Linked DNA regions of Homo sapiens: region 2 is linked to region 1. A link is a contact called in ENCODE Hi-C or POLR2A ChIA-PET data. All regions are on one chromosome and are shown on one strand. The core of a region is the stretch at or near the end of the contact, and the rest is flanking DNA. Distances in the headings are between cores, read along the strand shown.

What was found. Hi-C counts contacts between places; a loop is a spot of excess contacts on that map. ChIA-PET counts read pairs that join two places held with the same protein, here RNA polymerase II (POLR2A). Pooled maps may share reads with other maps.
Region 2: a map with no recorded cell type shows a loop between it and region 1 (3-fold over the local background). The contact joins two enhancer-like sites. A Hi-C loop is called at or near these places in 2 of 37 single-sample maps with no recorded cell type and 6 of 50 pooled maps. POLR2A ChIA-PET finds 5 or more read pairs at or near these places in 8 of 52 experiments (B cell, GM12878, OCI-LY7 and 3 more).

The regions. Positions count from the first base shown.
Region 1 is chr2:181,310,058-181,314,385 of GRCh38, reverse strand. All of the region lies in intron 3 of LINC01934 (long intergenic non-protein coding RNA 1934), which reads right to left. Among named protein-coding and RNA genes, the nearest start is that of MIR4437, 6.6 kb to the right of the region's middle. RefSeq lists an enhancer at 1,469-1,518. Within about 2 kb of position 2,350, at least 7 of the 41 ENCODE cell types and tissues checked have a DNase peak (open chromatin) inside an H3K27ac peak, as active enhancers do; they include B cell, where a contact is called at or near this core.
Region 2 is chr2:181,428,778-181,432,892 of GRCh38, reverse strand. No RefSeq gene overlaps it. Among named protein-coding and RNA genes, the nearest start is that of ITGA4, 27 kb to the left of the region's middle. Within about 2 kb of position 2,057, at least 3 of the 41 ENCODE cell types and tissues checked have a DNase peak (open chromatin) inside an H3K27ac peak, as active enhancers do; they include B cell, where a contact is called at or near this core.

The sequences.
Region 1 (4,328 bases), core at 1,101-3,600:
AATAGCTTCACTTAAAGAGCTATTGTTAAGGGAAGGTTTCATTTTGGAATTTGTCCAAATAGTGTCTTAAAAGAAAAAACAGAGGCAAAAACTCAGCACTGTGAATGAATGTCTTCTCTGAGAATCTTCCTTTCTTTATGATTAATATTAATCTTATCATCATATAAGTTCTTTCTGAATACAATGAATGAATGAATAAATAAATAAAATATGGAACAGGTATGAGATGAGTGAGTGAGAAAGGGAGAGAGACCCTAAAAATAAAAAAGTAAGAGGAACACTGGGGAAATAATAGCTAAAGAAAAGGGTAGTGAGAGCAGATGACTCATTGAAAAAGAAAGCACATCATTAATAATATTTATAGGTCTACAGTCTCTAATAATGGATAATGATAAAACTACCCAGGTCATATGCCTTCTAGGAGTGTTCTGTGTGTTCGTCTCCAGAGTGACACAATGGGGTAATATCCCAAAATTTGGTAAAGTATCAGTTGTATATTATTTTCTTTGTCATGTCACACACATAATATTTAGGTTATATTACCTCATTTCAAAAATTATGGTTCTTTGTCTTTCTCTTATGTTCTATTATATCTGAATACCAGACCTAAAATGATTTCTCATTAGATAAAGTTGTAGCTGTGCTAAAAAGAAATTCTATATGAGAAAATTAACTTGACACGAGGAAAGGTTTGTAGATGTTTACCTATGTAAAATTAAGTACCCAAATCAGGAAACAGGAGAGAAAATAAAATGGATTTTATACTTGCTGTAAAGTAAATCAAAAGCATACTCAAATCTGAACGAATTTCCAAATTGTATGACTTTAGGGAATTTTCTTTTAAGCAAATATTTGATCTACACATTGATATTGCACTTCTGCACTGTACTATAAAATACAAAATTTCATAACTGACATAACTATTCTTTGTCTGTAATGTGTAATTTCACAAGTCCTTTGTCACAATCAGACATCTGTATGCTGTGTCTTATGATCAGGAAGAGAAAAGACAATGAAGCTAAAGAGGCCACCCAGAGTAAAAGAACGAAAGAGAGAGAGAGAAAGAGAAAGAAAGAAAGAAAGAAAGAAAGAAAGAAAGAAAGAAAGAAAGAAAGAAAGAGAGAGAGAGAGAGAGAGAGAGAGAAAGAAAGAAAGAAAGAAAGAAAGAAAGAAAGAAAGAAAGAAAGAAAGAAAGAAAGAAAGAAAACCCTGAAAGTTGTTTGTGTTCATTGAAATTTAAGATACGCCAAAGTGCCTCATTGAAAGAGAGAAAACTGTAGAAGACTGAGCAAAAAGCTGGTCTTCCTACTATATAATGTTGAGACTTTTTTTTTTTTTAATGTAAAGTGATTGTAATCACTTGCTCGAATAAAGAAATCTCATCACTCTGGCAACACACTTAACAAACTAAAGAAAAACAAATAATGGAAATCACAGCGTGAGAAAGCTGTACTTGAAATATGCACTTGAGTGTTAGCATCTCTGAACTTTCAGCAGAGTCCTGATTTCGAAGATGGTGACCCAGAGCATGGAGCAGGTGTGAGCCTGGTGACTTTTGCCATGTTCTTTTTTTAGAGTCTGCTGCTGGTATCACTTTTGTCTTTGCCTCTTTAGTCGATTTCCTCATTTGATTGGGTGATTTCTAGAACCTTCTCCAGCTCTCACATTGTTTAACCCTGTACGACAACCTCTTTGGGGTAGCTATAGTGTGACAGGAAACACTAGTAGAGGGGAATTCACCTCTGCTGACCATTGACCCACATTTCCATCCCCGCAAACCACACTTACCCAATACAATTCTCTTTTGCGGATAAACGAGCTAATGATCAGAGAAGTTGAGTAGCTTTCCTTACTCGGCTGAGGGACTGGGAAAGCTGAAAGTCCAGTCAGTCATTTATGGCCCCATAGAACATTTGCTCTCTCTATACCAGCATTAACATTTTATTTGACTTTGCCCAAAATTGTCTATGAAGATCTGATTTAAACAATCTTTAGATTACCAGAAATTCTTATAAAATTCTGATTTCCTCCTTTTGTTGCTGTTGAGCCCTCCATCTGATGTTCTGCTTTCCTGAGACGTGTTTACTTAAACCATTGAGAGTGTATGTTTCCTCAAAGACATATTTCTCCAGAGAAAGGCTGAAAATACTATTTTAAGAAAGCTATCATTTTCTTGAGGCAGGTGGATAAATATATTTATGTCTGCTTTTGTTTTTTACTCCCTATTATCTAAAAACAATACTCCGAGGTTTATGTAAATTAGAGTGAACTTTTGCAGAGGGAAAAGCCTTTGCAAGAAATACCGATTACAAGCTGCAGTTCTCCTCCCTGATCACGCCCCACCCTTAGCAGCTGCTTCTGCTTCTTCTAAGCATCTACATCCAGCACTGGGGCATTTAATCTTCTGGTTTGGAGCTGAACATCAGGGTGCAACCAGCCCTCCTACTATACATATGTAATAGAATTAATACGGATTGGAAATAAAAAGACTAGTCATCCCTCAGGCACTGTACTAGACATTGATGTGAACTAAACAGACTTGGACCTCTCCTGGAGGAGCTTAGAGTATAGGGCAGGATCATCCAGTAGCGTCCCCACACACCTTGTATGACTATTTAAACATAAATTAATTCAAATTAAATAGAATTTAAAACTAAGTTTCTCAGTCACACATTGGCCTAATTCAAAGGCTCAATAGTCACATATGGACAGTGGCTTCCCTAATGGACAGCCCGGATTTTAGAACATTTCCATCAATACAGAAAGTTGTAATGAACAATGCTGGTAAAATCTATCACTAGAAGCATGGAATAAAATCAAGGTTCACCTGCCAGGACAGTAACACCAAGTCAGTGCAGGAGAGAAATCCCCAAAAATGGGTTTTCAGGTTTGGCAGAGAACTTGGAAATAGATGTAAATGTACAGATATGCACATACATACCCAAGTTCAATATGTACCTGGATCTATTTCTAGAATTTCCATTCAGTTCCACTCATCAGTCTTTTTATCATGAGCTGGTGACACACTGTTTAAAAGATTTATAGTATAAAAAGATTTAAGTATAAAAGATTTATACTAGGTTTTAACATTTGTTATAACTAGTTCCCACTTACAGCTTTTCTTTTTAGTGTTTTTTTTTTTTTTTTTTTTTTTTTGAAACAGGGCCTCACTCTGTCACCCAGCCTGCTGGAGTGCTCACTGCCTGGCTCACTGCAACCTTGACCTCCCAGGCTCAAGTGATTCTCCTGCCTCAGCCTCCTGAGTAACTGGGACCACACTTGGTTATTATTATTTTTTTTAATGTTTTGTAGAGACAGGGCCTCACTAATGTTGCCTAGGCTGGTCATAAACTCCTGGGCTCAAGCAGTCCTCTCACCAAGGCCTCGCAAAGTGCTGGGATTATAGGCATAAGCCACCATGCCAGGCCCTATTCTTGTGTATGTATTTTTCTGCATAAACTTTAAAATAAACTTGTCTAGCTTCATAAAAACGCATGTTGATATTTTTATTGTACTTTTCATTTTTTCACATATTTTTGTTTGAAATATTTTTCCATATTTTAACCTGATTTTTTTTTCAGAGTATCTTTGGTTATAACATAGATTGCTATTTTTCTTTATAAAATGCAATTTTGGTAATAAATAATAAATTAATACATCCATGTTATGAATTAGTTTTCTTTTTTCATTTTATAAAATTTTAATTGAACTAAAACAAATATAACATTTTATACCTTTTTAAGTGTACAGTTTAGTAGTACACTATACTAAATCTATAGCAGAATTATGAGAGTTTTATATACCATCATTATGATAACAGTCTTATACTTGTATATATATTTACCTTTTATAGAGAGCTTTATATTTTCCTATGGTTTCATATGAAATCATATTATTTCATTGTTTCATTTTTCAATGTGAAGAATTCACTTTAGCATTTTTTTCTTTTATCATTACTTATTTATCTATTTTTAGTTCTGGGATATATGTGCAGGAGTGCAGGTTTGTTACATAGGTAAATGTGTGCCATAGGAAATAGTTATTTTCAACATCAAAATTATGTAAATAATATTTATTGAGCCTATTTTATATTAAGAACATTATATGTATTCTTAAATCCTCACAAATATAAAATATAAATTATTATCTATTTTATAGACAAGAAATCTGAAGCATGTAGAGATTAAGCCACTTGTCTAGAATATTTAAGCTGGGTCTATCTAAAATTAGAGCTCTGCACATATTGAAAACGTGAACTACTGCTTATTTTATAAAGTAACATTTATCAGAGTCCAAGTCATACAAAATTCCATAAAGAGAATGCATTT
Region 2 (4,115 bases), core at 808-3,307, 120 kb before region 1:
ACAAGGAATTCAAACAAATCAGCAAGAAAAAATCAAATAATCCCATCAAAAAGTGGGCCAAGGACATGAATAGACAATTCTCAAAAGAAAGTATACAAGCAGCCAACAAACATATGAAAAAATGCTGAACATCACTAATTACCAGGGAAAGGCAAATTAAAACCACAGCGAGATAACACCTTACTACTGCGTGAATGGCCATAACTAAAAAGTCAAAAACAATAGATTGGCATGGATGTGGTGAAAAGGGAACACTTTCACACTATTGGTGGGAATGTAAACTAGTACAACCACTATGAAAAACAGTACAGAGATTCCTTAAAGAACTAAGAGAACTACCATTTGATCCAGCAATCCCACTAAATGTATCTATCCAGGGGAAAAAGAAGTCATTATATGAAAAAGACACATGCACATGCATGTTTATAGCAGCACAATTCACAGTTTCAAAGATATGAAACCAACCTAAGTGTCTATCAGCCAACAAGTGGATAAAGAAAAAAAATGTGCATATATATATACATATACCATAGAATACTACTCATTCATAAAAAGGAATGAAATAATGTCTTTTGCACCAACTTGGATGGAGCTGGAGGGCATTATTCTAAGGGAAGTAACTTAGGCAGAACTGGAAAACCAAATGTTGTATGTTCTCACTTACAAGTGGGAGCTAAGCTATGAGGATGCAAAGGCATAAGAATGATATAATGGACTTTGAGGACTCAGTGTGTGGAGTGCAATGGCTGGGAGTGGGGTGAGGGATAAAAGACTACCTATTGGGTATAGCGTACACTGCTCCAGTGATGGGTGCTCCAAAATCTCAGAAATTACCACTAAAAAATTTATCCATGTAACCAAAAACCACCTGTACCTCAAAAGTCATTAAAATAAAAACAAAAATTATTAAAGAAAAATTAAATAAGTAGTTTCAGGTGATAACATGCATTTGCAATTCTTGATTTGAAAATTGTGCCTTAATAATACTATCTGGAGACCCATCTGAGCCCTCTGCTGACACCTTTGGCATCTGCAACTCTACCACATTAGATGCTGGAATTAGAGACTTTTTCTTACCAATATAAGGGAGAGCTACCTGTAAAGATTTAGGAAAAAAGTACTGATTCTTAGAGAAAATCATAGATTGAAATGAACATTTTAAATTAGAATCTAAGGTGTCTTCCAACTATTGGGTTTTAAATTACAGTTTTCCACTTATCCGAAAACTGATATTTCCTTACATTAAATTCTATTTAAAGAAAACTTCCTTAGAAAACATCTTCTAAGACACTAAAATTTAAGTCTAGATTATTCATAAATTTAAGAGACAATTTTGTCTGGGTTGGGCATTTTTTTACATGTAAAGGACTCAAACCAATTTCCTTTATATGCAAGAATATTTTGAGTATAGATGATATCATCAGACTTTGACACTCAGCTTAATTTCTGTTATGTTTTTAAAGCTTATTGCTTGTCTATCATACCTTGTCTGTTATTCTATATGTTAAATTCAAGTAGCAAGATTTATAATAGAAGTTAGATTTAAAAAATCTGGAACCGATTAAAGACATTCATTTTTACCATGGCCTTAGTCCCAGAAGCTTTATATTAGCAATGTAAAGCATTCCAAGCTAATAGAAAAATTGGATTAAAATTAATGTGAGAGGTTATTTTTCAAAAGGCTTTATGTCAATGACCTAATGATAAATGTTCCAGTAAAATTTGCACCTTTAAGAATGCTTTATACATTGTCACTGCATCTTGCATATGTCACAGTCTCCATTTGGACAACAGACACAGAACTGTTCTGTTAAACAAGGCTTAGAAGTTGCTGCAGCAGGGACTGCTGGCTGTTCACCAAAGTTCATTCTCCTCTTCTGCTCTAGTAATACGGTTGGGCTGAAGATGTGACCACAAAACCAGGAACTACATTTTCTAGCACTGCCACCCCTTGTCAATCCTTTCAGAAAAGCATGACTGCATGACTTCATTTTCACCATTGGAAAATAAATGGAAGTGATGTGTACCTCTTCCAGGCCTAGTGTCAGAGGCATTCGAACCAGAGCTACTCCATCTTGAATAGGGGCTGGGTAAAATAAGGCTGAGACCTACTGGGCTGCATTCCCAGGAGGTTAGGCATTGTAAGCCACAGGATGAGACAGGAGGTTAGCACAAGATACAGGTCACAAAGACCTTGCTGATAAAACAGATTGCAATAAAGAAGCCAGCCAAAACCTATCAAAACCAAGACGGTGATAAAAGGGACCTCTAGTGGTCCTCACTGCTCATTGCATGCTAATTATAATGCATTAGCATGCTAAAAGATACTCCCACCAGTGCCATGACAATTTACAAAGCCATGGCAATGTCAGGAAGTTACCCTATATGGTCTAAAAGAGAAGAACCCTCAGTTCAGAGGAATTGCCCACTACTTTCCTGGAAAACTCATGAATAATCCACTCCTTGTTTAGCATATAATCTGGAAATGACCATCAAAATAGAGAAACAGTAGCCCTTGGGGCTGCTCGGCCTATGGAGGACCCATCCTTTTATTCCTTAACTTGCTTCAAAATCTCTCTTGCATGAGTTCCAAGAACCCTCTCTTGGGGTCTGGATCAGGACCCTTTTCTGGTAATGCTGGGATTTAAAACATTGGGCGTATATTTGTTGATGCTCTTTCCTCTTCCCATAAACTGGAATAAATACTATTTAAAGAAAATTTCCTTAGAAACATCCCTCATGGGGTTAAGGGCAACAGTCCAGATGATAATGGAGAGAGAAAATGGAAAGACCTGATCCCAGAATGACTGTATGGACCACAGCAGGCTGCCTATTTGCTCTGGATTGACATGTAAGGAAGAAATAAAAGCCATTTTAAAAGCCACTCCACTGTGAAGACTTACCGTAATAGCATTATAACAATTTGGCCTTTTATGCTAAATAATACAGGGGCTAAAGCCATCTTGGGTGCCCTCCTACCCCACTTTCATGTTCTGCTCTTCTTTCATGGTAGCGCCTCATTCGCCAGAACCCTCAGGAAGCTACCTGCATGTGTGCTCGGTTTTGGATTCTTTTCTTCATGATTTTGGCTTGCTTGACTTCTAAATCCTGAATTTTGTTGCATTTAGTTTTACCTATTTGGCTCATTCTAAGGCATTTAATTAAGTCAGTCAATTTTTTAGAAGCTTACAGACCATTATGTCTGATAAAAGGCACTATTTTACCTCAGAGTTGTGACTTAATCCAAATGAATAGATTTTTTTTTTAATTGGCAGAAGTTCCAGCAGAAGTCCACAGATTATTCTAGTTTCTGTTCAATTACATTCTATAATGTTGGATTTTCCCTTGTGTAAAAAAAGGTAACTTTTTTCCCTTCAGATTCTCAGGTGAGAGCAGAGCTCAGCTTCCCCTTCCAAGACAGAAAAAGAACGAAAATTGAGGCTGAGATGTTCCCATTTCTTTGTCGCTGTTTTGCTAGATGGCCAGAAGTAAGAGATTGTCCCAAATGTAGGCTTAATTTATTGTTTCAAACGGTCATGAACTAAATAAATATCAATTACTATCTACTATCTGTAAACAAATTTAACTAATGAGATTGCGTGATTCAACTTAGATTTCAGAAGTTTCCATTTACTTGTTACAGTGAATCAGAAGCTTCAAGTTTCTGAGTACTGCCTCACACTTTCCAACTTGTCTTTTGAGGCAAAAAATGAAAGAATTTGTAGATGACACTGATCAAAGAATGTTCATGTTTTCTGGGCCACCTCCACTTATAAATCAGAGAATAACAGGTCCTCATTCTACATCCCAGTTTTATAACATACTTTCTAATACTTTGCACACTGCTGGGTGCTACTCTTTTATGGGACATGAAATAACTTACTGGATCATAGTCAACATATGAAAAAGTATGAATAGAATAGAGTAGTATAATAGTACTTCAACTATAATTCCAGTAAGTATTGTTTTGTGAAATTTTAGTTTCCATTGGAAATTTAGTTTCCAACACTCTATAAATGTTAGGGTGAGTGTGAATGTGTACTGGGTTGTGATGCAAAATGTATTATTTACTATTAAAAATAAAGTTTTAAAACACTTGCTTTAGCCCATCAGCT